Regions from separate parts of the Homo sapiens genome. Here region 2 is linked to region 1. A link is a loop called in an ENCODE intact Hi-C map of the cell type or tissue named here. Cell type or tissue: IMR-90. All regions are shown on one strand. Links, peaks and the distances in the headings refer to the core of each region. The heading gives the core; the rest is flanking DNA. Region 1 overlaps MIR3681HG (MIR3681 host gene). Region 2 overlaps MIR3681HG (MIR3681 host gene).

What was found. Peaks named below come from ENCODE experiments on the same cell type or tissue, not always from the same donor. Only the 100,000 strongest peaks of a DNase experiment are listed, where the experiment ranks them.
Region 2: it touches region 1 in a loop (2.0-fold over the local background); 1 of 110 quality-filtered maps calls a loop at or near these places.

What each region holds. Positions count from the first base shown.
Region 1 is chr2:12,047,512-12,054,183 of GRCh38, reverse strand. All of the region lies in intron 2 of MIR3681HG (MIR3681 host gene), which reads right to left. Among named protein-coding and RNA genes, the nearest start is that of MIR3681HG, 44 kb to the right of the region's middle. In IMR-90, for the core only: a CTCF peak has its summit at 3,667; a DNase peak (open chromatin) is centred at 3,583; H3K27ac peaks cover 497 bases.
Region 2 is chr2:12,427,590-12,434,261 of GRCh38, reverse strand. All of the region lies in intron 4 of MIR3681HG (MIR3681 host gene), which reads right to left. Among named protein-coding and RNA genes, the nearest start is that of MIR3681, 230 kb to the right of the region's middle. In IMR-90, for the core only: no CTCF peak of the experiment used is centred there; DNase peaks (open chromatin) are centred at 3,341 and 3,991; H3K27ac peaks cover 922 bases.

The DNA of each region.
Region 1 (6,672 bases), core at 2,511-5,010:
ATATAAATAATATTACTTAACTATGAAAATTCCTTGATAATGTTTGGCTGTGTCCCCACCCAAATCTCAAATTGTAGCTCTCATAATTCCCGTGTGTCATGGGAGGGACCAAGTGGGAGGTAATTGAATCATGAGGGTGGGTCTTTCCCATGCTGTTCTCGTGATAGTGAACAAGTCTCATGAGATCTGATGGTTTTATAACGGGGAGTTACCCTGCACATGTTCTTTCTCTTGCCTGCCACCATGTAAGACATGACTTTGCTCCTCCTTTGCCTTCTGCTATGATTGTGAGGCTTCCCCAGCCATGTGGAACTGTGAGTCAATTAAACCTCTTTTCTTTATCAATTACCCGGTCTTGGGTATGTCTTTATTAGCCGCATGAGAACAGACTAACACAATCCCATAAAGGAGATATTATACTTCCTTTTCAGATAAGAAAACTGAGGCTCAGAAACTTAAAAATTGGCTAAGAGCACATAACTAGTGAGGGATGGAATCAGGACTCACACCTCGGTTCTTGGTCTCCCCATCTCTCCATAGACAACCTGCAAGACATCCCTGCTCTTGTCTGTGACCTTATGTCAACCTGCATATGACTTTAGTGTAGAGTGTTTAATGTACAGCCCCAAACGTTTTATGTTCTGGACTTTTTAATATTATCAGCCTAAATTCACAAGTTTGTTCCAACAAAAGGTTTTATCTGGTTGTAAGTCTCTTTCTCAATGATTATTTATTCTTCCATCTTAATGAGCAGATGGACATTTGAAATATACTATAACTGCACAGTTCCCCAAGAGGTTCTTGAAAATCTTCCTTACCTAAGGAATACAAAAGAATCAGTCAATCATTTATTCTAAAAGTATTTTTGGAGCACCTGGTGGACTCAGGAGTGAACAAAATAGACAAAAATTACTGCCCTCCTAGGGCTTATCACCTAGTAAGGGAGATGGACATCAAACTAACTAATCAGATAAATAAACAAAGACATGAACACATAAGTAGATGCAAAGTATACTCTAGAGAAATAATGCAGGAGGATAGGGAATGTCAGAGTCGGGAAGGAGTCCCTCATCAGTGCCTCATCAATGATTTGCATTGGCTGCCTTTTCTGTCTCAACATTGGTTGGTGTTGCAGGATACTTTCCCAATCACTATGCTGTTTACTCATTCAGCATATTCAATACATACTTCCTCAACACACACCATGTGTCAGACACTGCTACCTTCCCTTGACAGCTGTCTTCTTCTACCAAGAGTCACTCTCCTCTCCCTCCAAGTGTGTTGTCAATCCATCACCCTCCTTTTTAGGCTGATAAAATAAAAAGGTAAAAAAGATCCATTTTATTTTTTTTTTAAACAGAGTCTCGCTGTATCGCCAGGCTGAAGTGCAGTGGCACAATCCCGGCTCACTGCAACCTCCACCTTCTGGGTTCAAGTGATTCTCCTGCCTCAGCCTCCCAAGTAGCTGAGATTACAGGCACATGCCACCATAACCAGCTAATTTTTGTATTTTTAGTAGAGACAGGGTTTCCCCATGTTGGCCAGGATGGTCTCGACCTCTTGACCTTGTGATCCTCCTGCCTCGACCTCCCAAAGTGCTGGGATTACAGGAGTGAGCCACCGCACCCAGCAGGTAAAAGAAATCTTATTTCCATTACACATTGATTCAGGAAATATTTAATGAGTTCCTAATAACCCTAAATAGCATGTGTACTGCATTTCTTATCAAATATATTTCCACAACCATAATCTCCTATAGTGTCCAATAGTGTCATAATGAAGATACAGTAGGAACCATTTCATTCATTTTATTTCTATTGTACCTCCTTTGGAATAGGATTTGAGGAAGTTTACAAAAAATTATAACCAGTAGGATTATTATAACCATTTTATAGATGAAGAAACATAGTTTGAGAAAGTGTATAGGACTTGCCTGACATCACACAGCAACCAATAAAACTGGAATCACAACTCAAGTCTTCTAACTCCAAACCCACACTTCCCTCTGCCCCACACAATTGCCATGTTTGGTCCCTCGTCAGGTCCTCTGGGTGCAATGATGAAGCAGAAGTAGCTCTGTTCTCATGAAGCATAATTTCAGTAAAGACCATAAGCCAAGACTGAAAACAGCTGTAATAGGAGATGGTGATGTTTGGAGAGTGATGCATGGAAGTTTGGAGGGGCATGAGTTTTATGCAATGTTGGCTGTCTGAGTCATAAAAGAAAAGCTTGGTGGAGGAGGTGGTAGGACATGGACTATTTAAAGGCAAGAAAAAGTATGTCAGGTTGAAGGAGTATTAATTGGCCAACATGTTAGAAATCACCGGCCAAAAATATCACAGTATCCCCTCCTCTCTCTCTTATTCACATAAAGTTTGGCTTTCCCAAACTACTATAAACCAGAAGTTTCTCAGGGAATGTTATGGTTCTCTTTCACATCTGGATTACAAAAGCTTCCAGGTACACTAAAGGAAACGGGAAGAAACAACCACTTATTGAGAACTTACTATATACCGGAAATTGCTGCATCATTTAATCCTCACAGCAGCTCTGCTAGGTGACTATAACCCCCATATTATAAGTGAAGAAAGTGAAGCACAAAGACTTAGTTGATGTGTCCAAAGTCAAACAACTAACAAGCAGAGAAATTGATTTGAACTCAGGACTGTTGGAAGTCAAAGCCAGGTCTCTCTGTGACTCTAAACTTTGAACCATATTACACAGCCAAGGATCAAGAAGTGCCTGTTCTATGAGTGTGAAGTTGTGAGCAAATAAATTCAGCACCTGGTGAAGAATCAGCAAGTCAAGTTGATCTAACTTAGATTTATGAAACTAAATCACAAAGAAAATGTTACAAATAAAGATAAATATATAATTTAATGTATCCAAATATAAATTCTTTTTTGAGACAGAGTCTCACTCTGTTGCCCAGGCTGGAGGGCAGTGGTGCAGTCTCAGCTCACTGCAACCTCCACCTTCCCAGTTCAAGTGATTCTCCTGCCTCAGCCTCCTTAGTGCTAGTGTTACAGGTGTACACCACCATGCCCTGCTAATTTTGATATTTTTAGTAGAGATGCGGTTTTGCCATGTTGGCCAGGCTGGTCTTGAACTCCTGACCTCAAGTGATCCGCCCACCTTGGCCTCCCAAAGTGCTGGGATTACAGGCATGAGCCACCAAGCCCAGCGAAGTATAAATTATTTATGCAAGATTTTTTCACATGGTAGAAATGTTTCTCTAATCACCATATTTTTTTCTACATTCCATAAGAAAGCTTGCTAAGATATGGTGGGTTCTTGTTTAAGTTTGTGTCTATCACATCCCACAAAAGCAATTATGATCGCCCATTGATTCATGAATGTGAATGTGGACATCATTAAATATTTACACAAACACGTTGATTACTTACTTTTATAAGCCTATGGGAAGTACCAGTCTGTTCTTTAGCACGATGTTGGAAAAAATAAGTTTCTTTGCAAATACAGTAATCAGCCCACATTCACTACTCATTAGACTAACTCTTGAAATAATCTTCAGTTTGTTTGCAAAGATGATTCACATCTGCACCAGCACAGCTGTGGTGGAACCAGAGTGAGTGTGTGTAGAAGGAAGTTCGCTTTGGGCTACGAATCCAGAGTAGCTTTCAGCATTTACAGGAACAGGAGCGACCCCACGGTAACAATAGTAATAGCAGCAACTGCAGCAAAATTCATTTCCAGGAGACCAACTCTGCCTCTGTCAATGCTGAGGTAAAGAGTAAATGGTGCTGTCACTGGAGGTGTTTGGTAGCAAAAGATACTAAGCAAGTTGCCTTCTCTCCTTTTATCCCCACCTTTATCTCTGGATTCTGACGGTAAAAGGGTTTTAAAACTATCGAATTCCCAGAGGATAATTAGTATGACTGGATTCAATGCTGACAGATAAACAGAGCATTTAATTTGTATTTCGAAATATCAAAGTAGCATAAACTGTTGTTGTTTGTTTACTGATGTCAATCTGAAGGTTCTACAATTTGCAAAACATCCCTTTGAGTAAGCAGACAGAAAAAAAAAAAGGAGAGATGAAATTTAGAATCAAGAGTGAATTAAAATCAGTTGCAAGATTTTTTTTTTTTTTTTTGAGAGGCAGAGTCTTGCTCTGTCACCCAGGCTGCAGTGCAGTGGTGCAATCTCGGGTCACTGCAACTTCCACCTCCTGGGTTCAAGCAATTCTCCTGCCTCAGCCTCCCTAGTAGCTGAGACTACAGGCATGTGTCACCACGCCCAGCTAATTTTTGTATTTTTTTAATAGAGACAGGGTTTCACTATATGTTGGCCAGGCTGATCTCGAACTCCTGACTCCACATGATCGCCCACCTCAGCCTCCCAAAGTACTAGGATTATAGGTGTGAGCCTCCATGCCCTGCCAAGATGTTTTATTAACCCATGAACTTCATGGATTTATTTTTGTCCCAGCACTACAGAAAAGGTATTTGCAACTTAAGTGTAACTCTCATCCCATCTCTTTCCACTCCTCTAAATTAGTTTGAGAGAAAAAAATTCTAAGGACAATCTTATGTCAAATGCAAACTTTATCTAGAAACCACTTTATTCAGAAACACAAATTGAAACAATTATACTCTTCTTCTACAGTTGATGTTTGTTGGTTGATTGCTGTAGTCGATGTAAGAGGTGTGTGTGTGTGTGTGCATGGGTGTAAAAAAGGAGAGTGCAGGATGGGAGAAATAAGGGTTCACTTCAAGCAGGAAAAGATGAATTTAAGTTAGGAAGTCAACTCCCTTTGAAACTGAATGACAGGGACCATTGCTACCAAATAGACACTACAAATAAAAGGTGAAAGCTGGCCGGGCACGGTTTCTCAGGCCTGTAATCCCAGCATTTTGGGAGGCTGAGGCAGGTGGATCACAAGGTCAGGAGATCGAGACCATCCTGGTCAACATGGTGAAACCCCATCTCTACTAAAAATACAAAAATTAGCCAGGTGTGGTGGCGTGTGCCTGTAGTCCCAGCTACTCGGGAGTCTGAGGCAGAAGAATCACTTGAGCCTGAGAGGCGGAGGTTGCAGTGAGCCGAGATCACACCACTGCACTCAGCCTGGCCACAGAGCGAGACTCTGTCTCAAAAAAAAAAAAAAAAAAAAGGTGAAAGCCATTAGAAATTCTTTCCTGATACAGTCTCTAAGAGTAGGTTAAGGCCATAACAGAAGAAAACTAACATTCCTTGAGTACCTGCTGGTGCCAAGTAACATGCTAACAACCATCTGTCCCAGATCAAGATCCCTGGAATCAGACTTTGAGGCAGAGAGTCACACTACAGAGCAATGCTTCTTGAAGGTACACCTCAAAGGAAATGAAGAAGCAGGTCTGGGAAGAGGGGGAAACCAAGCAACAATGCAGCTGCCACTGAGTCCTCGCTGAGCCCTCACTGGCCCTCTAGGGGGCTCTGGAGCCACGACTGCCCTTCTCCAGATCCCAGCTTGAGGCACAGAGCCTACAGCTTTGTATCTCTGCATCAGTTGGCCATGACAGGAGCTACCCTCTAAAGGGGATGAAACCTTGATTAAGGCCATTCCCTCCCTACAGCCAAGGGCAACTCCTAGTGAGGCGGGCTGTGAACCAGCGGCAGTGGTTGGTATTTTCAGCAGCTAGGCACTTGGCATGTTGGCCTTGGAGAAGGGATTCAGGCTGAACAGCACAATCTTTCCTAATCCACCCCTTGTGGCATTCAGGTCCACCTGCTTCCTCTGGTAAGTTTGCCCCTTCAGGGAACAGCTTCTCCAGGGTACTGATTTGTCTTGTTCCCTGGAAAAACCTAAATGAGGGGATTTATGGTACAAAATACAATCCCCACAGCTCCCATTTGTCTCCTGGCTGTAAATGATACTCACCACCCCTCTTTTCCAGGGTATCACTCAGGGCTTTCCAAAGAAACAAAACTGGAGAGAGACAGAGACAGAGAGAGAGAGAGAGAGAGAATAGATAGAAACATGATAGATAAATGATGATAGCAAATAGGTAAATAGATGGATGGATAGATAATAGATAATAGGTGAATGGATAGATTAGATAGATGATAGATAGATACACTTACATACATACATAGATATGTGGATGGATAGATGGATGGAGATATACATACAGATTGAGAGTTTATTTTAAAGAATTGGCTGGTGTAATTACTGAGACAAACAAGTCCAAAATCTGCAGGTGGCCAGCAGGCTAGAGACACAGGAAACAGCTGATGATCAAGTCTGAGTCCAAAGCTCTCTGCTGACAGCATTCTGTCTTCCTTGGGGGACATCAGTCTTTTTCCTCCTAAGGCCTTCAACTGATTGGATGAGGCCACCCCACATTAGGAAGGATCATCTGCTTCTTTTAGATCAGTCTACTGATTTAGATATTGATATCAACTAAAAACACCTTCACAGCAACATCTAGACTAGTATTTGACCAAATATCTGGGTACCATGGCCTACCAAGTTGACAGATAAAGTAAACTATCACATCCAGCATCTGTTTTAATTTTCCCTTATCTTGACCTGCACCTCTGCAGGTGACCTATGGGTGACCCAGACCTTTATCCCTGAAGATTCTAAGCCCTTGGCTACCAGTTACCTGTGGCTTTCCTCTGGTCTGTGACTACAAACTGCAGAACCAGCAGCAAAACCTAAACAGG
Region 2 (6,672 bases), core at 2,663-5,162, 380 kb before region 1:
TTGGAACCTCTAGGAATTTGCCCTAAGAAAGTAACTGGATTGCAATCAAAGCCATGAATGCTAGGTTGTTCTGTCAATGCTACCAAAAGTAGGGAAAAATAGAAAGCATCCTAAATTTCTACCTATTGTTGAGGATAGTTCAATTAATTTTCCTATACCCACTAAAAATTACAGTTTGGGAAAATAATGACAATGTAATTTCAAATGAACCAGTGGAAAACAGTAGCATGTATAATATTTATACATAGCATGGAAGGAAGAAATGTTGGAGGGAAGGGCAGCAGAATGTTAGCAGTAGTTATATCTCAGTGAGATGTTATACATGGTTTATTTTATTTTCCTTTTTGTAGGAAGGCAAATGTGATATTAGGTCACCTGCATGGAGGATCTGGGCCAGGTGTATGGCATACAGGAGCTGGTTAGGCCATAGCTTAACATTAAAAGTATGAACAGTAAAACCATGGCGGCCCCTGCTGACCAGGTGCCAGCTGGGGAGCACAGAGGCAAGCTCCATGGTTGACGGAGGGAAGGAGGCATGTAAGTATTCAGGATATCAAAAAAAAGAGGAGAATGCATACATAGACTTACAATCCTAAAGAGTTAAAATGGGACAGGGTTCATAAAAGAAAAATTAGTGATGCTTAAAAATCCAAATTTTAAGCTCCCAGTTCTAAGAAGCATTAATCCATCTGCTTCATGGGATTCAGACTAAAGCTTTTATTCATTTTTGCCAATTTTTGGAAAGACTCCATCCCTCCAGTTATATCTTGTTAGGCTCTTCTGGAACAGTAATACTCCCTCATGAAAGAATGTTCTAACTTCATGATGCCTTCCATTTCACAGTGATTTCTGCTTCATGGAGAGAAGAGATGGAAAACATAACTTTTAAAGTGATTTTTGCATTCTTCTTTAGATACTTTGCATTATTTTTTAAAAAGCTATAGACTTAAAAGATGAAAATTATAGACTTTGCTATTGTTATGGGCCGAGAATTGCACCTCACTTAAAAAAAAATGAGAGAGACAATTCTGATGTGAATCTCATGTTTATTGTTTTAAAAGCTCTGTGCTAATACCAAAAGAATGTATTTCTGGTGGGAAGTGCTATATTTCCATGCCTTCAGGGAATTTGACTTCTGTCCTAAAAATATATTTCCTTAGATATTATAAACAGAACACCTTAAACAATAATAAAATAAAATATGGCAAAAAAAAATCTACCACAAGCATAGCGATGTTTTACATCCTCATCATGTAAGGGCTTTAAAGCTATAGGAAAAGCCTGAACATCCACTCCCCCTTAATAGAAAAGTGTTCAAAGAATACAAAAGGCACTTTACAAAAGAAGTCTTGCAAGTGGCAAGCAAATGTGAAATAAAAACGTTAACTTTACGAATAATCAGTGAAATGAATATAAACACATCAGTAAAATAAAATCTGCTCTCAGTAGGTTAGAGAATGTGTTGTGTTTTTCTTATTGCTGTTGTTACATGTTCCTTGACATTGGTAAGCAGGTGTACAATAACATCCTCAGAACATTCTGGTGAGATAAATTGCTGCAACTTTTCTGCAGGACAATTTAAAATTGGCCTAGTTTTTTAACCCAGTAATTCTTATCCTTCCAATTTGTTATTTGAAAAGGCATGAATACGTTCATATTTCCAAATATGTAGTCACCACAGCATTTTTATAATAGCAAAAGTAACCCAAATAACTGAAAAGACCAAGAATAGAAAAATGTTCAAATTAATTACACTTAATCCATTTGATGGAGTCCTATGTGGTCAGTCACTAAAAATCATTTTTTGAAGACTAATTGCATAGGAGATTGTTTACAGTAATAAATAATTTTTAAAAACTTTAAAAATCTCAATATAATATGTTCCCCAATATGCTTATAAATGTATATATTTAAAATACTATCAAAAGTACATCAAAACAATCATGGTTACCTCTGCATGACAGGATTACCTTTTCCTTCTCTCCTGCTTTTGTCCATATTTTCCAAAGTTTCTATCAGAAATGGGTGTTACTACTGGGCACCCTGGCTCATACCTGTAATCCCAGTACTTTGGGAGGTCAAGGCAGGATACCTGATTGAGCCTAGGTGGTCTAGACCAGCCTGGCAAAATAGTGAGACCCTATCTCTACCAAAAAAAAAAAAAATGCTGGGAGTGGTGGTGCGCACCTGTAGTCCCAGCCACTTGGGAGTCTGAGGTTGCAGGATCACTTGAGCCTAGGAAATCGAGGCTGCAGTAAGTTGTGATCCTGTCACTGCACTCCAGCCTGGGTGACAGAGCGAGACCCTGCCTCAGAAAAAAGGAAAAATGGAGAAAGAAAAGAAATGCATATTACTCCTTTATAGTTCAATTAAAACTTCTTATCTAAAAACGAGATGCTATTTCTGAAAGTATAGAAAGCTCTCCTTGACTATGGATGGCAACTCTGAGACACTGGGCTGCATAATAATATTATGTGTTCAGCAGTGCGTCTCCAAATGTGTCACAGCTTAAATATTCATGGATTTTGATTGTGAGGAGACCCAGAGGGATAAAGCAGTTTGTCCAAGGTCAGGTGGCAAACCTGTAGCAAAGGCAAGATTAGAACCAAGACCTCCTGGCTCCTATTCCAGTACTCCTCCAGTACCACACTGGTGTTTGTTGTTGTTTTGTTTTCTATATAAAGAATTTTTCTGACCTTAATGGCAACTTTAACAAACACAGAACAAAAGCAAGAATTAATTGAGTAATGGAAATGAAGGAGAAAGAAAATCTCTGCCTATGATAACAGCCACCATCTCTCTCATTATGCTGAACTGTGGTTAAAATGCCCAAAGTTGGCCGGGTGCAGTGGCTCACCCCTGTAATCCCAGCACTTTGGGAGGCTGAGGGGGGCGGATCACAAAGTCAGGAGATCGAGACCATCCTGGCTAACATGGTGAAACCCCGTCTCTAGTAAAAAATACAAAAAAAAAAAAAAAAAAATTAGCCAGGCATGGTGGCGGGTGCCTGTAGTCCCAGCTACTCGGGAGGCTGATGCAGGAGAATGGCATGAACCTGGGAGGCGGAGCTTGCAGTGAGCCGAGATAGTGCCACAGCACTCCAGCCTGGGCGAAAGCGAGACTCTGTCTCAAAAAAAAAAAAAAAAAAAAAAAGTGCTCAAAGCTCATCTTCCTCTTTAAAGAGCACTCCCACGGGTGCTGTGGAGTTAGGCTTAGATCTCAGTATTGAGTAGACTGAGTAAACTATGCCTGGAAGTTTCACTATACAAAGTAACTTTCAGTTTCTTCCCAAGTCACCGGTTTAAACATATGCACAGGATATATAACGTCCTGGGTGGTTTACTGTCTCACTTAGCTGACCAGTGAGAGGCGTTCTTAAGTACTGCTTTCCTCAGTTCACTTTGAGCAAATACATTACTCATTAAGCCTCTGTTGGTCAAGAACCTGAAAACAAGTAGCAGTTGCAGTGTTGGTTCCTTCCTTCAAAATTTGATGTTTAGAGAACTTTCTAGAATAACTGTAAAACTAGTGAAATCTGGAGGAAAGCCAACATTGGCTTTGCAAAAACACTATCTTTCTAATCCAGTTTCTTAATGTTTAGCCATTACTGACAGCTTTCTTCCCTGCTTTCTTCCTTTTCTTTCATTTTCCTCTTTTTCCATTTTGCCTGTCTTTTCGTTCCCTTTTCCCTTCCCTTTTCTCAGTTTTTACTTCTGTTTTTTCTTGCTTCTTATTATCTTTCTCTCATCCTTTCTTTTTTCTTTTTTTCACCTCTTCCTTCGATCTTCCTTCTGTCCTTCCCTCCCTCTCCTCCTTCCTTTCTTCCTCCCTTTCCTCCTTCCTCCTTCTTCTCCTTCCTTTTTCCTTTCTTCTTCTCTTTCTTCCTTCCTTCCTTCTTCCTTCTAACTGACACAGTAAATATTTTTGTCTCCCATTAGTTGCCAGACCTCGTAGTCACCCGCTTGGAGCCAGACTAGCAATTGCCAAAGAATGGGCCTTTGAGTCAGACCAGTCAAGAGTCAATTTTCTGATTCAATGTCAACTAACTGCCTGAACATGACCAAGTTATTTAATCTCTACATATTCTTTCATTTCACCAGCACACATTTATTGAATGCCTCTTATGTGTCTTAAGCTATGTAAGGTGTACCCAGTATACTTTTAAAAAACACTCTGTAAAGTGGGGAAAGTGCAGGCTACCCTTGGGCTATTGTAATAAGCCAACTAAACAACACATGTGGCAATGGATAACCTATTTCTGGCACACTGTAGCTTCCCGCTTCCCGTATTTTTCTTTTGCATCCTAGATGCCAAGTATGCATATGTGAGACCCAGTTTTTCAAAGGATCTTACAGGCTAGCCAAAAAAAAAAATCCAGAGTTCTTACTAAAAGGAAAAGAAAAAACTATACTGTGTTTTGTGTATTCTAAATCATGTACTTTTCAGATTTTAGCATCTTTTGTATCAGAATGCATCTTAAAATTGCTGCTAGCCAGGTGGTGGCAATTGCGATGTAGTTGCTACTGGGGTCACATGTGGGCTCAGAGTTGTACACATTATCACCACTTTAGTTCATTAGGTTATATGATTAGTATTACACATACTGAGTTTAACTGCGTTTAAAATATATTTGAAGAGATGATTTTATGATTCCATATTAAAACAAAAATCTATTTGTGTGCACAAAAAGGCAAAAAATAAGAGCAGTAAGGCAGTAATTTGACATCAATGAAGCAAATAGTCTTCATTAGAGAATTTACCACCAGCATCAAAATCTGCAGAATGGTGTCAACAACTTGGAAGGAAATATCATGGGAAATAGTAGAGAACTCTTCTTAGAAATGGTGCATTACCATCAGATTAAGTGGCCCGGATGGAAAAGCACAGCCATCTGTGACTCTGGGCTGAAAAGTGATCAAAAGCAATGAAAGGCTTTAGGAACAAAACAAAACAAAAACAAACAAAAAGCAACAGCAAAATCCCCTCCGTTCAAATCCTGACTCTGCTCTTATTCATGATTCCATTTTGCTAGGACTTAGTTTCCTCTGTTGGAAGAGGAATATTCATAGCATGTACCCAGCAGGGTTGTTATAAAAATAAATTCAAAAGAGGCTGTGGAATGAAATGACTTTTAGTTGCAAGTATTATAAACATATAGACTTTTTGCAGAGCTCATTGTTCACGTGGCTGGTTTTTGTTATTCTTTTTTCCTGAGGCTATGAACTCCTTGGGGGCAGGGATGGTTGGTTAGCATTCAGCTCCCCATTGCCAATGTGTGACAGGCAGCCCATAGTTCATCAGTAAAAACAATGTGCCTGTGCCTAATGTTTTGCTGCTGTTGTTATCACTGTTGTTTTTAAAACCTATTTTGATGCTCACTGCCTCCCTCTGCTATAAAGCAAGTATTGGAATTGGTACTTGAAGTATAAGGAAGCACACAGAGAAGTCTGGTGATTTGTCTAAATCACATGGAAAGTTAGAATTGAGTGCTATCATGGGCCTGATATATTTTCGAACTGGGTCAGGACTGGCTCAGTCATGAGGGTGGGTCTGAGCCAGCCAGTGGGCTTCTTGGTACATCCAGCTCTCAGAAGCCGTCGGGGGGCGAGGGGGAAGGTTGGGAGAAAGGCTGGGCCTGTCCCCAGCTGTGCGCTAGAAACAATTATATGGAGCAATCTCCTGAAAGAGGCCAAGGCTACCCTGTGGCAGAAAGGAGCCTGAACATGTAAACATCTGTGAGGGCGGGGGTGCCTGGAAAGAGCTGCAGGAAGGGGAGCATGTGAGGCCCAGTGGGAAGGAATGTGAGAACTCCAGGGCCTCACCAGGATGGGGCTGGAGGATGGGGAAGTCACTGGGGAGGGTGTGCAAATTGCTCCCTGCAGGCCAGGATGGAAGAGAGAATGATCCTGTGGAAAGGGGGTGATTAGGACATCCCTCATGGAAGATGGAAAAAATGAGGGACACCTTTGAATCTACCCAGTGTACATGCAGGAGAAGAGCAAAAGAGGGGCCCACCTGTTTAGAAGTTGTGCTTCCTTTGAGAAGTGGAGCCATGATATCTGGCATTGAACGGCACCCTTTCGAGCAGAAAGCAGACCTGAGTTTGAATTATAGGTTTACCATTTACGAACTGTGTGATTTGAGAAATGCCATTTTTTTCTCCCCATTCTCCAGTTTCCTCATTAGTAAAGTGGAGCTGAAATGCTGAATTGGTAGTACTGTTGTCAGGGCTAAGTCAGATAGCAGGTAAACATGCCCATTCAGCATCCAGTGCCCATTAAGTATTGGATATACATGTGAATAAAAATGCGAATGAACAGATGACCTAGTACACAGACAGACACTGATTTTTGAAGCATGATGGAGAAAGCTTCACTGAGGCCCTGGCAGGGGTAGTGGGGAAGACATGGCTGGAAGAGCATGGGACAGAGGAGGCAAATGCCCATGTTCTGTCAGGGGCACAGCTCCTAACATGCGGGGTGGTCTTGAAAAAGTGACCTTTCTTTTTTGAGCCTAAATCTTTTCTCCCATACAATTGATAGACTCTCTTTTTGTGTGTGGTTGGAGCTCAAGCAGCCACAATTGAGAGATTCTGCAATACATTTTTCCCACTATCAACCTAGCCCAGAGACACTATGAATTTATAATTAGTTAACTTGGAAAAACATAGAA